Regions from separate parts of the Homo sapiens genome. Here region 2 is linked to region 1. Evidence: read pairs that join two places in POLR2A ChIA-PET (ENCODE). Cell type or tissue: GM12878. All regions are shown on one strand. Each heading gives the region's core, and the rest is flanking DNA. Links, peaks and the distances in the headings are about the cores only. Region 1 overlaps OTUD7B (OTU deubiquitinase 7B). Region 2 overlaps VPS45 (vacuolar protein sorting 45 homolog).

Evidence for each region. Peaks named below come from ENCODE experiments on the same cell type or tissue, not always from the same donor. Only the 100,000 strongest peaks of a DNase experiment are listed, where the experiment ranks them.
Region 2: POLR2A ChIA-PET joins it to region 1 with 6 read pairs; 4 of 35 experiments call an interaction of 5 or more read pairs at or near these places.

What each region holds. Positions count from the first base shown.
Region 1 is chr1:149,994,445-150,003,807 of GRCh38, reverse strand. All of the region lies in intron 1 of OTUD7B (OTU deubiquitinase 7B), which reads left to right. Among named protein-coding and RNA genes, the nearest start is that of OTUD7B, 12 kb to the left of the region's middle. In GM12878, for the core only: no CTCF peak of the experiment used is centred there; DNase peaks (open chromatin) are centred at 6,027 and 7,807; H3K4me3 peaks cover 1,284 bases; H3K27ac peaks cover 1,118 bases.
Region 2 is chr1:150,094,240-150,103,025 of GRCh38, reverse strand. All of the region lies in intron 13 of VPS45 (vacuolar protein sorting 45 homolog), which reads right to left. Among named protein-coding and RNA genes, the nearest start is that of VPS45, 31 kb to the right of the region's middle. In GM12878, for the core only: no CTCF peak of the experiment used is centred there; no DNase peak of the experiment used is centred there.

The DNA of each region.
Region 1 (9,363 bases), core at 2,922-7,921:
CAAGAGAATTAATAAGCTCTCTGAGGACTAAAGTTTAGGGAAAGAGCAGAAGGGCAAAGAAAATGGTACTGATAAACCTAAACACGTCTAAACCTAAACATGTCTCCTATCTTGTAAACACCATCCTAGGCACTGAGATGGAGGTAAGGGAGACAAGGAACCCACGAGGAGCGTATGGGTCTAGTGGGAGGAGACAGATATGTAAATATATAGATAGAATGAAGTGTGATAGATGCTGTGATAGAAGTATGCAGCAGGGAGAGTGGGAGCCCAAGGGTCAGTTCTGCCTTGGGCATGCTGAGGTTGGAAAGAGCCTCCCTGAGGAGTTAGCATTTGAGCTGAGTCTTGAAAGATGAATTAAGGATATACTCTACAGATGACAAGAATTACATTCCAGTCTGAGAAAATACCATGAACAAAAGCTTAAAGGAATGAAGGCCAGACTTCTTCAGGTAACTTTTACTTAATCATTATGGCTGGAGGATGGGATGGAGGGCAGGCTGAAGAGGTAGGCAACGCTGGATCATACAGAGTTTTTATCTTTTTTTTTTTTTTTTTGAGACAGAGTCTTGCTCTGTCACCCAGGCTGGAGTGCAGTGGCACAATCTCAGCTCACTGCAAGCTCCGCCTCCCGGGTTCACGCCATTCTCCTGCCTCAGCCTCCCGAGTTGCTGGGACTACAGGCGCCCGCCACCATGCCCGGCTAATTTTTTGTATTTTTAGTGGAGGCGGGGTTTCACCATGTTAGCCAGGATGGTCTTGATCTCCTGACCTCGCGATCCGCCCGCCTCGGCCTCCCAAAGTGCTGGGATTACAGGCGAGAGCCACCACGCCCGGCCTGGAGCTTTATCTTATACTGCAGTATATCAGGAGCCATTTAATACGTTTCACATCCTAGAAAGATTATGTCAGTGGTGTGTAGGGTGGATTGGAGATGGAGAAAGCAGAATTCCTTTCAATAACTTCATTATACTGAACACATTTATTGAGAGTGATCATATTTACAGATTCATGGAATCAGACAACTGGCGGGGCTGCGATGCTTTCTTAGTTTTCCTCATTCATTTTCAAATAGAATACCTGAGGTTTACTCAGGATCACAGAAGTGGTTCTGTGATAGCTTAGTCTAGAATTCAGTCTTCAGCATGTACTAGGTGATTAATAAAGGTGAATTCACCTCTCTCTTCTCTCCCAAGTCCCATTTCAGTGTTTGTGTCATTCTGCCACATTGCATTGTACTAGCAGATAGAAGGACTTAACATCATTCCATTCTACCGTCTTTTTTTAACCAGTCCAAAGTGAATAGAGGTATTTTCCTAGGTCTGACTGAGAAAGATGTTCCCTGAGAGTACCATTGGGAAGAGGGGCAGTTCGGTGCCCTGGACTGGGCTGAATGAGGTGTTAGGATTTTTCAGCTGTAGTGATTCAGATGTAGAAGAATGTCAAGGTATTTGTTTTGTTGCATGTCTTTATCTCTGCCACTAAGCTCCCTTTAAGTTGTTTTCTTTTAAACTTAGTTTTATTTGTGCCACTGAAACTTGTTAAATAAGCTATGATAAATTGGGCACTGATTAAAAGTATATTTATCTAAAAAAAAAAGAATATCTAAACAAAATTTAGAAAAGTTCAGGGAAAAAACCCAAACAGAAACAATTTTGAGCCTACATCCCAAATTTGATGGACATTAACATTTTGTCATATTTGTTTTAGATGTCTTACTCTCTTTAAAATATTAAATACTCAGATTCTGCATCTTCCCTGTATTTTCATTTTCATTGGATTTTTGTGGAGGGAAATTGTTTGGTTTTAAAGTGCTAAGTGAGAGTTTGGATTTTGTGTTTTAGTCACTTTTGCTGGAGGAGAACAGAACAGGGTAGAGGGCATCCTCTAAGTCCTTAGATTCCCCTGGGAGAAATTGGGACTTAAGGACGTGTGGAAGGATGGATACCTTCCATTGATAGGCCTTCCTCAAAACTTGTCTGAGTTGTGATTTTTAAATTCTTTTCTCTGGGCTCTGTCAGCATCTTCCCCAGAGAAGGGCCTTGGTTTGGAAGCTGTCCACTTAAGCAGAGCTGCCAAGTCTTAATTCTTTCTCAAGTGGGCAAGGGTACATTTTGTTTTTGTTTGTGAGTATTTGGGAGAAGGAAGGGGTGGGTAGAAAGGAGGCACAGAATAGCTACTCACAGTGAGTACTTATCTGAATTCCTGTGTAACTGGAAGCTTTCTTGGCTGTTTTAGGGGAGATAACTTGGTTACACTAGCATTTAAATTATGTGGGAAGGTGGTTTTTCACTCCCCTCTGCTATCTGATTTGAGATGGCAATAAACCTTCTTGTCCATTTTTGTCAGTCCTCACTCTACCCTGTTCTAAGCGCTGCTGTTTGAGGGATGTGAAGGCTCCTCTTCAGTCTAAAACTGAACAAGTCAGATATCTCCTTATAGTTTTGGGAAACCATTCTGCTCCTGACTGTTTTTGTGTTGACTCCTCTATTCATCAAATCACCTGGCCCTTTATTAATTTTACAATTTTGCATAATGAGATATTTCAAACATTTAGAAAAGTTCAGGGGAAAAACTCAGGCAATTTTGAGTCTACAACCCCAACTTGATGGACATTAACATTTTGTCATATTTGTTAGATGTCTTACTCCCTTTAAAATATTAAATGTTATAGATATAGCTGAAGTTCCACCCTGCATCCTTTCCTCCTTCCTCTTTCTCAAGAAATGACTACTGGCCTGAATTGATGTGTTCATTCCTTCATGTTTTATACTTCCTCTGCCCCGCCACATCTTTATTTATTTATTTATTTATTATTTATTTATTTTTGAGATGGAGTCTTGCTCTGTCACCCAGGCTGGAGTGCAGTGGCACGATCTCTGCTCACTGCAACCTCTGCCTCCCGGGTTCAAGCGATTCTCTTGCCTCAGCCTCCCGAGCAGCTGGGATTACAGGTGCGTGCCACAGTGCCCAGGTAATTTTTGTATTTTTAGTAGAGACGGAGTTTTGCCCTATTGACCAGGCTGGTCTTGAACTCCTGACCTCAAGTGATCTGCCCACATTGGCCTCCTAAAGTGCTGGGATTACAGGCATGAGCCACCATGCCTGGTCCCACATATGTATTCATAGGCAACATACAGTTTTGTTTTGAAATTTTACATAAATAGGATCATGTATGTATCCTTTTGTAACTTTTTTTCTCAACATTGCTTTTCAGATGTGTCTACAGGTAGATCTAGTTCATTCAGTCACCTAAATTTTAAACCTGTTTTCTCCATTGCCCTCCCCACTTGTCCTGTTTTTTTGTTTGTTTGTTTTTTGTTTTCTTTTTTTAAGACAGGGTCTTGCTCCGTCACCCAGGCTGGAGTGCAGTGGTGCCATCTTTGCTCACTGCAATATCTACCTCCAGCGTTCAAGTGATTGTCCTGCCTCAGCCTCCCAAGTAGCTGGGACTACAGGTGCGCGCTACCACACCCGGCTAATTTTTGTATTTTTTAGTAGAGACAGGGTTTCCTAATGTTAGCCAGGCTGGTCTCGAACTCCTGACCCCAAGTGATCTGCCTGCCTCAGTCTCCCAAAGTGTTGGATTACAGGCGTGAGCCACCATGCCCAGCTCCCACTTGCCCTGTTTTGTTTTGTTTTGTTTTTAAACTTACCCATTCTTAAAGTCCCAGTGTAAACTATCTCTTCCACAAAAACGTTCCTGATTTTCTTTTTTCTCCAGCAGGATATAATCTTTCCCACAACTGGCTTAGAATTCTTTATAAGCCTTTTATATTAACTAATCAAAGTTGTATCCAGGCTACACTCTACAGATACCTACTTAGAGAATATTATAGATAGAATGCAGCTTTGAAAGTGCCAGTGCTGTGTTCTAAAATAGTTCTTTGAAAAGTCAGGGTCATTTTAAATGAGTTAGTCTACTAGTGCCTTTTGAATCATTAACAGCTAACATCAAAAGAAAAGGAAGAGCGAATTCCTCTGAGGCTTTAGTGTTAATTAATATTGATATTTACATGAAGGTAGTCGCATGTGAAGAATTAAGACACGACAGTGGGAAAATACAATGATGCTAACTAACAAAAATGTAGTTTGTTTATTTATTTATTAGGGACAGGGTCTCACTATGTTGCCCAGGCTGGTCTTGAACTCCTGGGCTCAAGCCATCCTCCTACCTCAGCCTTGTGAGTAGCTGGGACTATAGGTGTGTGCCACCATGCCTAGCTCCAACAAAAATATATTTTAGAAACTTATCTCCTCTTATGTGTTCCATTGTGAGCATCTGCTTTTGCCTCCCTTGAACTGGTAGCTCACCTGGCTAAGTATGAAACCATCAATTTCCTGAAAATTTCTATCAGTTCTAAGGGACAGGATTCTCTGACATGAACAATACTTGGTCCCTGTTGTTTACTGACATGAATAGAGACTTTCCATACCCCTTCTTAGAACTCTGAAAATAGAATTTGAGAGTTAGACTTAAGAGTTTCTGTGTCCTAGCTTCTTTGCTTGCCTAAAATAAATTCCTGGCTATTTGGCACAAGGTGTCCTGTCATTTTAACAACTTTAAGTTCCTTCTTTCTCACATCTTTGTAATTTTGTATAATATACTAGTTCATTATGAAAATTGAGATTTAAATCATCTGTGCAAATTTCCCTTGATGTTTGCTGCTTGATTGAAACTACAAATTCCTTTCCACCGAACACTTGGCTGTGCACTGGAATCTGGGGACAATGCACTAAGGAGATGCCAAGGAGGAGTTACCCAGTAAATAAATAAGCAGGAGGAGAACTGGCCCCTTGGGAATTTATATTCTGGGTTACATAGGACATGGTTACATACAGATAAATGCATATAAAGAAAAAAAATGTGAGAAACAAATACAGGCTATGTAGCAGTATATCTAATATCATATAGCATTTTAGAACTGAAAAGAGATTTACATATTGTCATTTTCTAGGTGAGGAAAATGAGACCCAGAAAATTTAAATGACTTGTCTAAGGTAGTAGTTACTGTCAACAGTTTATTGGATATCTGTTCTCTGAAAAGTTAGGCTTCCAGTATATTATAGAAACAGTCAAAGTCATTAAGAACTCACTAATTATTTGTGAACACTGAATATTTGCATAAATAGATAAATAGTAATACAAGTCCAAGGTACTAAGTACCAAGTGAGGAGTACAGTTACATAGCTATATAGAAGTTTAAAGGGAATAGATAGGGAAAAGTTTTACCTTTATGGTAATCTAGACCTTAGAGAAGAGAGAAATATAGCGGGGAAACATTCAAGGTGGAGAACCAGTGAGCTGAGCTCACCTTGTTTTGGGGGCAGGAAAAGTAGTTTGTAGCACAGTGTTTTACCTAGGAGGGCAATAAGATCAGTAAAGTTAGTAAAGTTAGAGAGTTAGATAAATTGGAGTGAGACTTAAATCTCAGCCAAAGGAATTTGGTTTTTATACTTATACTGAAAAATCTCTGAGTAGGGAATTGTATTGTATGAATTAGTATTTTAGGAAAACTGATTCAGCCTTGTGGTATAAAATAGAGGAAAGGATACCAGTTAGAGGACTGTTATAATAGTCCAGGAAAAAGACTGTCTACAAGGGTAATGGTAATGCAGAAAGGGGGAGAGATTTGAGTAATTTGAAGAGAGATAAGGGGAATTTGGTAACTGATTATCGTGAAAAAGGTTAGGTAAGAATGATCACACATTTTCAGTCTGGGTAATAGCAATAAGGAGAGCTGGGTTTGGTGGGTTTCTGATGCCTCTCCGAAGTGGGGTACCTTGGTAGACAGCTTTGAAAGGTACTGAGTCTGGCTCAGCATTCTCAGTGGATACTGAATTCAGGGTTTAAGTAACTGGTTTATGTTTGCATGCCTAGTAAGTAGTAGGACTTGGTGTGTATCGTCCGTTCTTTTGATTGTTGTTTAGTGCTCTTTCTACTAGATCACATTGCTTGAGAAGAGATGGGTCAAGTGGTTAAAAACAGAACAATGCCTGGAAAACAAAATGGGAAGTTGAAGACCACATTATGGTGAGGTTTAACCACAAGCTGTTTCAGTTCCGTATGGGTTTTCCTTATATTTAGACACAAAATGTGTGTACTTAGTCTATCAGGCTCTTAATGCAATAGTGGCCTGGGTTTCTTAGAGCTATCTTCTGAGATTCAATTCGTCATATTCAAGGGGAAAGATTTCTTTAGATTTTGGATTTAAGTGCATAGTCTCTCTGACTCCCAATTTGAAGATACAATTAGTGTCCCCCCACTCTCCCTGCAAGAAGGTAGGCTTGCTTGAGTTGAAAGCTGTGGGTGAAGTAGCCTCAAAGGCCCATTAGTCTTTTTTTTAGTAAAAGGAAGAGAGCTTTAGACCCAAATCTTTGAGACTTATTTACCCTGTCAGCAGTTAAAAACAATTTACTGACATAGATCTTATTACCTGAAAGGGAGAGTAAATACTATAAATCAATTGAGTATTTTTGCTAATAGGAGATTTTTTACAGCGTTGAATAGCCTTAGATCTTTTGTATTTGCTTTTAAAATACATAGTCAGGCATATTTAAGATGTGACTCGTTCCTACCCCTTTTCTTGTTTTCTTCTTTTGCCAGACTTTTATCTATGTGATAACAGATACTTGAGGATTGAAAATACAATTTTCTGAATCAGCTAACACTTGTTATGCACCTACCGTAAGGGACTGGCACTGTTATTTAATTTCGTCTGCCAAGACTAAATATTCTCGGATTTTTTGACTAGGAACTCAGCTGCTTCCTGGAACTCAGCTCCTTGCTGTCACAGTTTTAAGCATTTTTAAATGTTTTCTGCTAGGTAATGCTCACAAGAAATCCTTGTGCCTGTTATTAAGCTTCTAACTCCAGAATAAGCACCAGTCATCCTAGGTATGGCCCATGATGATAGTAATAAACATCTTCTAATGCTTGGCTTCTTCCATGCTTATCCTATCTTATTCGTGGCCACAGCTCGTCTGTCATAACTTCTGACCTGGCTGGAGAATAAAGGGAAGAAAACTTTACTCTTTAGTAGCAAGATCCTAGCCTGAGTTATACTAAACATTTTATATAACACCTCATTTATACTCATAGCAATGCCATAAAATAGATACTGTTATGCAACCTTACAGATTAATTCATTCAAAGTATGTATTAGTGTGATTTAGGCACTGTTTAAGGTCCTGAGGATGCTATAGTGAATGTCAGATGAAGTATCTGCTAAGCAATAGAGACGTTAAATAATTTACCCAAGGTCACAAATCAAGAAAGTAACAGGTAGGATTTAGATATAGCTCTAACGGATTCCAAAAGGAATGTCTGCAACCATTGTTACATTATGCCACTGTTTACATATATTGGATGTTCTCTGTGAATATATAAAGGCATAAAAATAGGTGGAACCCCAGTTTTTTTTGTTGTTGTTGTTAAAAATGGTCTTGATGAATCCAAGAAAGAAATGTGTCTTGGTGCTGAAAAGCATACTTGCACAATAATGCTTTTCCTCTCTTCCCCTTGCCTCTCCCTTCTCCCTCTCCACTCACTTGTACCTGGGTATAAACTGGACAGTGTGACCTGCTTTGGCATTTGAATGAGTTTGTGCTTTGAGAACTAGGAGAATGTTGTTTGCTTGTTTCTTTTTGGCTTCCTGAAAGTTCGTGCCTGCTTGCAGGTTCTTTCTTGTAGCACAATGGTGAGTAATGTGTTGTTAACATTGTAATGTGGTCATGCGAGTTGGAATTTTTTTTGTTTTCCCTCAGTTCTCTCTGATGAGTATGCAGGTAGGGACTCTTGAGTCAAACTTGCCTGCTCAATTCATTCAAATAGAAAAAGCTTTCTGTATTCAGAGGACTAGAAAAGAGTTTTGAGGTTGGAAACAATACCAAGATCCAATGTCTTTTGCCCAGCTGAAATTCAGTTTTGTTAGCATTCTAGGTTTATTCTTTAGCTTGTGCTATCTAAGAGAGGACTTGTTTTAGATTACGGCCACTATTACCGTGTGCCATACCTGGGATGTGTGGTCTTTACTCTGGAGTTAGCATCTTCAGAACAGGTGCAAGGATTTATTTTGAGCATTATCTCGTAGAAAGCATAAAAAAAATGCTGAAGACTTAGAGCGAGTAGCTGAGTTCCAGTAGGAATTGAGTTCCAGTTAAGTTCTAAGGATTAATTAGGTGGGATCAAGGTTGCCAGTGTTTTTTTTTGTTTTGTTTTGTTTTTTTGAGGTGGAGGTTTGCTTTGTCACCCAGGCTGGAGTGCAGTGGCACGATCTTGGCTCACTGCAACCCCTGCCTCCCAGGTTCAAGCGATTCCCCTGGCTCAGCCTTCCTAGTAGTTGGGATTACAGGCACGCACTACCATGCCTGGCTAATTTTTGTATTTTTAGTAGAGACAGGGTTTCCCCATGTTGGCCAGGCTAGTCTCTAACTCCTGACCTCAAGTGATCCACCTGCTCAGCCTTCCAAAGTGCTGGGATTACAGGCATGAGCCACTGCGCCCGGCCAAGGTTGCCAGTATTAGAACTGTCTGGTATTGGAAAGCTAATCAATTTAGTATTGGGGATCCAGGAGTATCTGGGCATAGTTGATGAGGTTAGCGAGATGATTTATGTGGATGTATCTAACCCACAAGTAATGCATGGTACTTGGATTAGGTGCACAATAAACGTTAAATCTTCAAAAGGTCCTTGAATGCTAAATGTTGTCAGTTTGTCTTTCTAGAGCAGCTTCTTTATTGTTAGTATTCCTTCTGTAGAAGAATATTTATTAAGTATTTAACTGTGGGTAAAGCATTTGGGAAAAAGATTGAGGTAAACAAAGATTTATAGTGTCAAATTCTTGCTGAGACTGTAATCTTAACATTTATACACTGAATCAATTAGACCTAGCATTTAAGGGGATAATTTACAGGGAAATTTTTTCTGTGATGTTTGCATTGCTAGAGTCAGTCCAATGCTTTTTTGATAGAAATAACTTCTTGAATTGAAAATGCTTGCTCTTCAATTCCAGTTAAATTGGGTTTGATTAGCCAGGCATGGTGGCATTCGCCGGTAGTCCTAGCTACTCAGGAGGCTAAGGCAAGAGGACTGCCTGAGCCCAGGAGTTTGAGGTTACAGTGAGCTATGATCGTGCCACTGCGCTCCAGCCTGGTTAATAGAGCAAGACTCTTGTCTCTTAAAAAAACAAAAAATTGGGTTTTTTTTTTTTTTTTTTTTTTGAGATGGAGTCTTGCTCTGTCACCAGGCTGGAGTGCAGTGGTGTGATCTCAGCTCACTGCAACCTGACCTCCGCCTCCCAGGTTCAAGCGATTCTCCTGCCTCAGCCTCCCAAGTAGCTGGGTTTACAGGCGCATGCCAC
Region 2 (8,786 bases), core at 3,787-8,786, 98 kb before region 1:
AAAAATTTTTAACTTAAGTTTGGGGGTACATGTGAAGGTTTGTTACATAAGCATGTGTCACGGCGGTTTGTCATACATATTATTACATCACCCAGTTATTAAGCTCAGGACCCAATAGTTATCTTTTCTGTTCCTCTCCCTCCTTTGACCCTTCCTGCTCAAGTAGACCCCAGTGTCTGCTGTTTCCTTCTGTGTTCCTGAGTTCTTATCATTTAGCTCCAACTTGTAAGTGAGAACATGCAGTATTTGGTTTTCTCTTCCTGCATTAGTTTACTAAGGGTGATAGCCTCCAGCTCCATCCATGTTCCCACAAAAGGCATAATCTCATTTTTTTATGGCTGCCTAACATTCCATGGTGTATATGTACATTTTCCTTATCCAGTCTGTCATTGGTGGGCATTTAGGTTGATTCCGTGTCTTAACTATTGTGAAAAGTGCTGCAATGAACATTTGTGTGCACGTGTCTTTTTTTTTTTTTGAGACAGAGTTTCGTTCATTGCCCAGGCTGGAATGCAAGGGCACAATCTTGGGTCACCACAACCTCTGCCTCCCAGGTTCAAGCAGTCCTCCTGCCTCAGCCTCCCAAGCAGCTGAGATTACAGGCATGCACCAACATGCTCCGCTAATTTTGTATTTTTAGTAGAGATGAGGTTTCATTATGTTGGTCAGGCTGGTCTTGAACTCCTGACCTCAGATGATCCACCCACTTCGGCCTCCCGAAGTGCTGGGATTACAGGCATGAGCCACCCAACCTGGCCATGCATGTGTTTGTTTTTTTTTTTTTTTTTTTGACGGAGTCTCACTCTGTCGCCCAGGCTGGAGTGCAGTGGAGCAATCTCGGCTCATCACAATCTCCACCTCCCGGGTTCAAGTGATTCTGCTGCCTTAGCCTCCCGAGTAGCTGGGATTACAGGCACCTGCCACCATGCCTGGCTAATTTTTTTATTTTTTAGTAGAGACGAGGTTTCACCATGTTGGCCAGGCTGGTCTCGAACTACTGACCTCAGGTGATCCACCTGCCTCAGCCTCCCAAAGTGCTGGGATTACAGGCGTGAGCCACCGTGTCCAGCTGCATGTGTTTTTATGGTAGAATGAGTTATATTCCTCTGGGTATATACCCAGTAATGGGATTGCTAGGTCAAATGGTAGTTCTGTTTTTAAATCTTTGAGGAACTGCCATACTGCTTTCCACAATGGTTGAACTAATTTACACTCCCACCAACAGCATACAAGTGTTCCCTTTTCTCTGCAGCCTCGCCAGGTTCTGTTATTTTTGACTTTTTTTTTTTTCAAGGTGGAGTCTTGCTCTGTCGCCCAGAGCTGGAGTGCAATGATGCGATCTCAGCTCACTGCAACCTTTGCCTCCCGGGTTCAAGCCATTCTCCTGCCTCTGCCTCCCGAGTAGCTGAGATTACAGGCACGCGCCACCAGGCCTGGCTAATTTTTGTATTTTTAGTAGAGAAGGGGTTTCACCATGTTGGCCAGGCTGGTCTCGAACTCCTGATCTTGTGATCCGCCCACCTCGGCCTCCCAAAGTGCTGGGATTACAGGCGTGAACCACCATGCCCAGCCTATTTTTTGACTTTTTAGTAATAGCCATTCTGACTGGTGTTGAGATGGTATCTCACCATAGTTTTGATTTGCATTTCTCTAATGATCAGTGATACTGAGTTTTTTTTCATATGCTTGTTGGCTGCACGTATGTCTTCTTTTGAGAAGTAGCTGTTCATGTCCTTTGCCCACTTTTTTTTTTTTTTGCGACAGGGTTTTGCTCTTGTTGCCCAGGCTGGTGTGCAATGGCACAATCTCGGCTCACAGCAACCTCCATCTCCCCAGGTTCAAGTGATTCTCCTGCCTCAGCCTCCCGTGGCACAATTACAGGTGCCAGCCACCACTCGTGGCTAATTTTTTGTATTTTTAGTAGAGACAGGGTTTCACCATGTTGACTAGGTGGTCTCGAATTCCTGACCTTAGGTGATCCACCTGCCTCGGCCTTCCACATTTTAATGAGGTTGTTTTTCTCTTGTAAATTTGTTTAAGTTCTTTATAGATGCTGGATATTAGACCTTTCTCAGATGCATAGTTTTTTTGTCATGAAATCTTAGCCTGTTCCTAGGTCCAGAATGGTATTACCTAGGTTGTCCTCCAGGGTTTTTATAATTTTGGGTTTTACATTTGTCTTTAATCAATCTTGAGTTGAAATTTTTGTATACCGTGTAAGGAAGGGGTCCAGCTTCAATCTTCTGCATATGGCTAGTCAGTTATTTCAGCACCATTTATTGAATGAGTCTTTTCCCCATTGCTTGTTTTTATCAGCTTTGTCAAAGATCAGATGGTCATAGATGTGAGGCCTTATTTCTGGGCTCTCTATTCTGTTCCATTGGTCTATGTGCTTGTTTTTGTACCCATACCATGCTGTTTTGGTCACTGTAGCCTTGTAGTATAGTTTGAAGTTGGGTAACGTGATTCTTCCAGCTTTGTTCTTTTTGCTTAGGATTGCCTTGGCTATTTTGGCGTTTTTTTGGTTCCATATGAATTTTAAAATAATTTTTTCTAGTTCTGTGAAGAATGTCATTGGTAGTTAGATAGGAATAGCACTGAATCTGTAAACTGCTTTGGGCAGTATAGCCATTTTAATGATATTGATTCTTCCTATCCATGAGCATGGGATGTTTTCCATTTGTTTGTGGCTTCTCTAATTTCTTTGAACAGTGTTTTGTAATTCTCACTGTAGAGCTCTTTCACCTTCCTGGTTAGCTGTATTCCTAGGTATTTTATTTTTTTGGTGGCAGTTGTGAATGGGATTGCTTTCTGATTTGGCTTTCAGCTTGGTTGTTGTTGCTGTATAGGAATGCTAGTGATTTTTGTACATTGACTTGTATCCTGCAACTTTGCTGAAGTTGTTTATCAGCTGAAGGAGCTTTTGAGCTGAGACTATGGGGTTTTCTAGATATAGAATCATGTCGTCTAAAAACAGTTTAACTTCCTGTTTTCCTGTTTGGATGCACTTTATTTCTATCTCTTGCCTGATTGCTCTGGCTAAGACTTCCAATACTCTGTTGAATAGAAGTGGTGAGAGAGGGCATCCTTGTCTTGTGCTGGTTTTCAAGGGGAATGCTTCCAGCTTTTGCCCATTCAGTATGATGTTGGCTGTGGGTTTGTCATAGATGGCTCTTTTTTTTTTTTTTTTTTTGAGACGGAGTCTCGCTCTGTCCCCCAGGCTGGAGAGCAGTGGCTTGATTTTGGCTCACTGCAAGCTCTACCTCCTGGGTTCACGCCATTCTCCTGCCTCAGCCTCCCGTGTAGCCGGGACTACAGCCACCCAACACCACACCTGGCTCATTTTTTGTATTTTTAGTAGAGACAGGGTTTTATCGTGTTAGCCAGGATGGTCTCAATCTCCTGACCTCATGATCCGCCCGCCTTGGCCTCCCAGAATACTGGGAATAGATGGCTCTTATTATTTTGAGGTATGTTCCTTCAATACCAAGTTTGTTGAGAGGTGTTTTTTTTTTTAATGGAGTCTCACTCTGTCGCCCAGACTGGAGTGCAGTGGCGCAATCTTGGCTCACTACAACTTTGCCTCCCGGGTTCAGCCAATTCTCCTACCTCAGCCTCCCAAGTAGCTGGGACTGCAGGCATCTGCCACTGTGCCTGCCACCACACCCGGCTAATTTTTGTATTTTTTTTTTTAGTAGAGACAAGGTTTCACTATGTTGGCCAGGCTAGTTTTGAACTCCCGACCTCTGATCTGCCCCACCTCAGCCTCCCAAAGTGCTGGGATTACAAGCATGAGACACATTGCCCACCTTATTGAGAATTTTTAACATTATTTCTATATGTGGTTAAGTTACATGGAAACACAAACTTTCAAAAGGCAACATTTTATCTATTTTGTGGAGCATTACACTTATGGCTAAAATTGTAATTTCTGAACATACTTACAAATGGTACAGTTCTTATGAGCATTTACTGCAGGAAAAAAGGCCAATGAAAAAGGACTGCTGCTTCACAGAAACAAAAAATAAGCTGTAGCAACAAGATTCTACTACATTTGTATAAACATGAAAAGTACTTCCTTTTTGAATTGACTGATTCTGGAATGCATGATCATATAGCTCCATTTCCTCACCAAATGAAAAAGTTGCTTGCCTTTATCAGAGACAAGAGGCAATTCTAGAGTGAGAAAAAAAAATTAGCTTGAAAAATAGGGTATGCAAGAATCCCATCTGCAGAATGATCAAATCCAATTTGTGGATATAGCTATACTGCCAAACAGCTTAAACACTAATTTAACAGCTAAGGGCTAAAAAAATTTCCACCAGTGTTCTGGTTTTGCAAAGTTGTGTTCTTGCCACATTTCCTTTGATATTTTCTATTATTATAGCAACAATAAAACCTAGAATTTCTATTATGATGAGACAAATAATAATAAATACCACTATAATCAAGGACTCTTTTCAATATGATAATACAGGGCCAAGAAAGTGGCTAGAGCTGATAGTGTGGCCAAGTGAATACAGAGCCAGAATGTTTTAAAGGGTTGTTTATGAACTTCAAAAATCTAAATTTTGTATAGCATCAATTAAGTTTATTCTCTGGTTTAAATTTTCCAACTATAAATATTGGCATATCAACTAGAAGAGATGCCTATAGAATTTACCAAACATCTATTGAACACCTATTATTTGTAAATCACTGTGTTAAACATTGTGAAAACCCCAAAGATTAACAAAACATAATACTTACTTCAAGATTACAATACCTAATACAATAACTAATAGGAAGGATAGATATGTAACTAACTACTGTCTCAATATCCAGAGGTAACGACTATTAACAACTTCTTGATTATTCTTTCAGAAATAATTACTGTAGGCAGGGCATGGTGGCTCATGCCAGTAATCCAAGCACTTTGGGAGGCTGAGGCAGGCAGATTGCTTGAGCTCAGGAGTTTGAGACAAGCCTAGGCAACATAGCAAAACCTTGTCTCTATAAAAATGCAAAAATTAGCTAGGTACTGTGGCATGTGCCTGTAGCCCCAGCTACTTAGGAGAATGAGGTGGGATGGCTTAAGCCCAAAAGGTGGAGGCTGCAGTGAGCTGAAATCACGCCACCACTCTCCAGTCTGGGCTACAGAGCCAGACCCTGTCTCAAAAAAACAAACAAACAAACAAAAAGAGTTACTGTATTTATACATATATGTGCTTGTGAAAATATATTATATATATAATATACATACATATGTATAGTCAAGCACATATTTATATACATGTACACTTTTTTTGTTTTGTTTTGTTTTGTTTTGAGACGGAGCCTTGCTCTATCACCCAGGCTGGTGTGTAATGGCATAATCTCGGCTCACTGCAACCTCCACCTCCCTGGTTCAAGCGATTCTCCTGACTCAGCCTCCTGAGTAGCTGGGACTACAGGTGCATGCCACCACGCCTGGCTAATTTTTGCATTTTTAGTAGAGACAGGGTTTCACCATGTTGGCCAGGCTGGTCTCAAACTCCTGACCTCAAAGAATCTGCCCGCTCGGCCTCCCAAAGTGCTGGGATTATAGGCATAAACCACTGCACCCAGGATTATACAGTTTTTTTACCTGAAAGAAATGTTATGGCTGGGCACAGTGGCTCATGCCTGCAATCCCAGCACTTTGGGAGGCCGAGGCGGGCGGATCACGAGGTGAGGCGGGCGGATCACGAGGTCAGGAGTTCGAGACCAGCCTGACCAACATGGTGAGACCCCATCTCTACTAAAAATACAAAAATTAGCCAGGCATGGTGGCATGCACCTGTAATCCCAGCTACTCAGGAGGCTGAGGCAGGAGAATCTTGAACCCAGGAGGCGGGGATTGCAGTGAGCCGAGATGGCACCACTGCACTCCAGCCTGGGTGACAGAGCAAGACTCTGTCTCAAAAAAAAAAAAAAAGAAAGAAATGTTACAACATCCTGCTTTTCTATCTAATATATCTTAAAAAGCTTTGCATATCACCCGTGAGGAGTTATGTCATTTAAAAAAAAAAGAATACGTAATATTGTACTGTAGTTTAGGTAACCAGCCCTCTATTAATAGATATTTAGCTTGTTCCTAGTTTTTTTGCTATTACTTCAGTGAACATCCTGGCTTAAGTATCTTTGTGTACTTGCACAGGAATATCTATACAGTAAGCTTTTAGAAGTAGAATTGGTAAATAAGAGTATTTTCAAGTCCTTTGCAGTATTCCTTCTGTTAGGCATGGCCAGGAGGTGGTATAGGTATGTTCTGTGACACCCACTGTAGTTTTGTAACCATTTCTTTGCCTTCTTCCTTCAAAATTTCCACTATCTTAGAAGCTCATAATGTAGCTGCACCGTTTTCTCCTGACCTCCTTTCCTGGTCACTTTTATTCCATGAAGACTTTAGCTCTGGCTTATTTGTCCTCCTTTTTCTCCTTCTCTTTTCAAGATTGTCAGTGACTTTAACATCACTGTGGATTACTCATCTAACATCCTGGTCTCCTTACCAATCCTGATCTTTTCTTTTACCCACTACAACCACCCACATCCATGCTTACAATCTAAACTTCTTCGTTACAAGTATCTGAACCCCCTATGAAATCTTGAATTCAAAATATCTTTATCCAATAACTACCTCTCAACTTCCAATTTACCTGTACTAATACTCTTCTGTAATAATTCTTTGGCCTCATCAAATCTCCAATTCATTCACCAATACCTTTGTCATGATCCAATACACTCTCCTCTTGTTTCCATTTCCCCAACTAGTTGCCTTTTCCATGTTTAATCTGGAGCAGTTCAACATTTCCAGAGGTTTTAATATTACTAATGTTTTTGTCAACTCTCAATATGTGACATTTCTACTTGTTATCTAATAGACATCTCCAACTGAACAACAAAACTCTGTTTCTCCTCAAAGCCTGAGAGTTATTCTTGACTTCTCTCTTACCCTTGTTCCATAAATCTGTGCCATTAAATATGACTATTGATTCTGGCTTCTCTCTCAGCCTCCTACCCAAACCACTTCCATTTCTCACCTGGACTACTGCATTCATCTCCTCAGTAGTCTCTCTGCTTCTATTTTTGCCTTCAATAATCCATTCTTACCACAAATATCTTTTAAAACACAATTAAGTTCATGTTACTCATATGCTTAACTCTTCAATGGCTTCCTATGACATTAAAAAAAAATCTCTTTACTAGGGTCTTCGAGAACCGATGTGATCCAACCCTACCTATCTTTCAACCTCTTATTTCCTCCTTATTCACTATGCTCCAGCCAAGCAGGGCTCCCTTCTGTTCCATTAACTTGCCAAATTCTCTCTTTCTTCAAGACCTTTGCTCTGGTGTTTCCCTCTGCTTTGGATGCTTTCTCTCCTAATCATAGTGTGATTGCTTTTTTTTTTTTGAGATGGGGTCTCACTCTGTTGCCCAGGCTCGAGTGCAACGGTGCAAATTTCAGCTCACTGCAACCTCCGCCTCCCAGGTTCAAGCGATTCTTCTACCTCAGCCTCCTGAGTAGCTGGGATTACAGGCGCCTGCTACCCACGCCAGGCTAATTTTTGTAGTTTTAGTAGAGACAGGGTTTTGCCATGTTGGCCAGCCTGGTTCAAACTACTGACCTCAGGTGATCCTCCCGCTTTGGCCGCCCAAAGTGTTGGGATTACAGGCGTGAGCCACCGTGTCTGGTCTGGTTCTTTCTTATGACTCAAAGCTCATCTTAAATATCACCTCTCAGAGAGGTTCTCTCTCCATCTAAAGTAGTCCTCCCCACCCCTACAATTACTTTGAAGCTCATCACCCTATTTATTTCCTGGATAGCACTTATTAAAATTATATTCTTCATTTGTTTACTTGTTTACTCATTGTCTCTATGTAAGTTCTTTGAGGGCGGGTACCTTGTCTTTCCTGTCACTTCTATATCGCCAGCATCTACAACAGCTCTTAACATACTGAAAGCATTCAATCAACATCTGTTGTGTAAAAGGACAAAGCAACTGAATTATTAACTATATGCATACTTAGGTTATAGTGACAAATGGTAACAGATGTTGACAACTGATAAATGTGCATTTTGTTCAAGGAATATAATTTTGAGCTTTGTGTGGGAATGAATTATGTAAATTAGAAAGGTTTCCTGCTGTGTACTGATCATATACAGTATATTCTTCCGGTGGCCTGTGGTTTCCCTTTGGTAATAAATAATTCCTTGTTCAGTAATTCTTATAAAAATTCATAAGCAAATAAATGTTTTTATTTATCACATTAATGCAAAAGCTCAAGAATAGTTGTTTTTTAAAAAGCCTCTCAGATAGGTGCATAACTTTGGGCTGGCGTTCATTCTTCCCACTTAGCTGACATTTCTGAATCTTGATCCCAAGGTCTTTAAACATTTTATCTGAATGAGTGTACTCTCTGAATTTAACACCAAATGTTCTGCATCTCAACCTTGGACTTTTAAAAGATGATTTTTTTTTCTGTTCTGTACCAAATTACAGAAAAAAATTTTTTAAAGGACAAAGTGAAAAAATACACTTTATCACATAAAAGAATCACCTATGTATCTCAAAACATTTTTCTCATTCAGAATCTCATTATGTTTATAAAACACTATACTTCCAAGGCTCTTAGATGTTTATTAACTGAAATAATAGAAGAATTATGTCAACAGTAAAATTTTCACATTAATCTATCCAATAGGATTCAAGTATATATGTTAGCCCCTTAGATAACATGTGTTCCAACAAAAAAAATATATAATTTTTAACTAGGTAGAATTTATG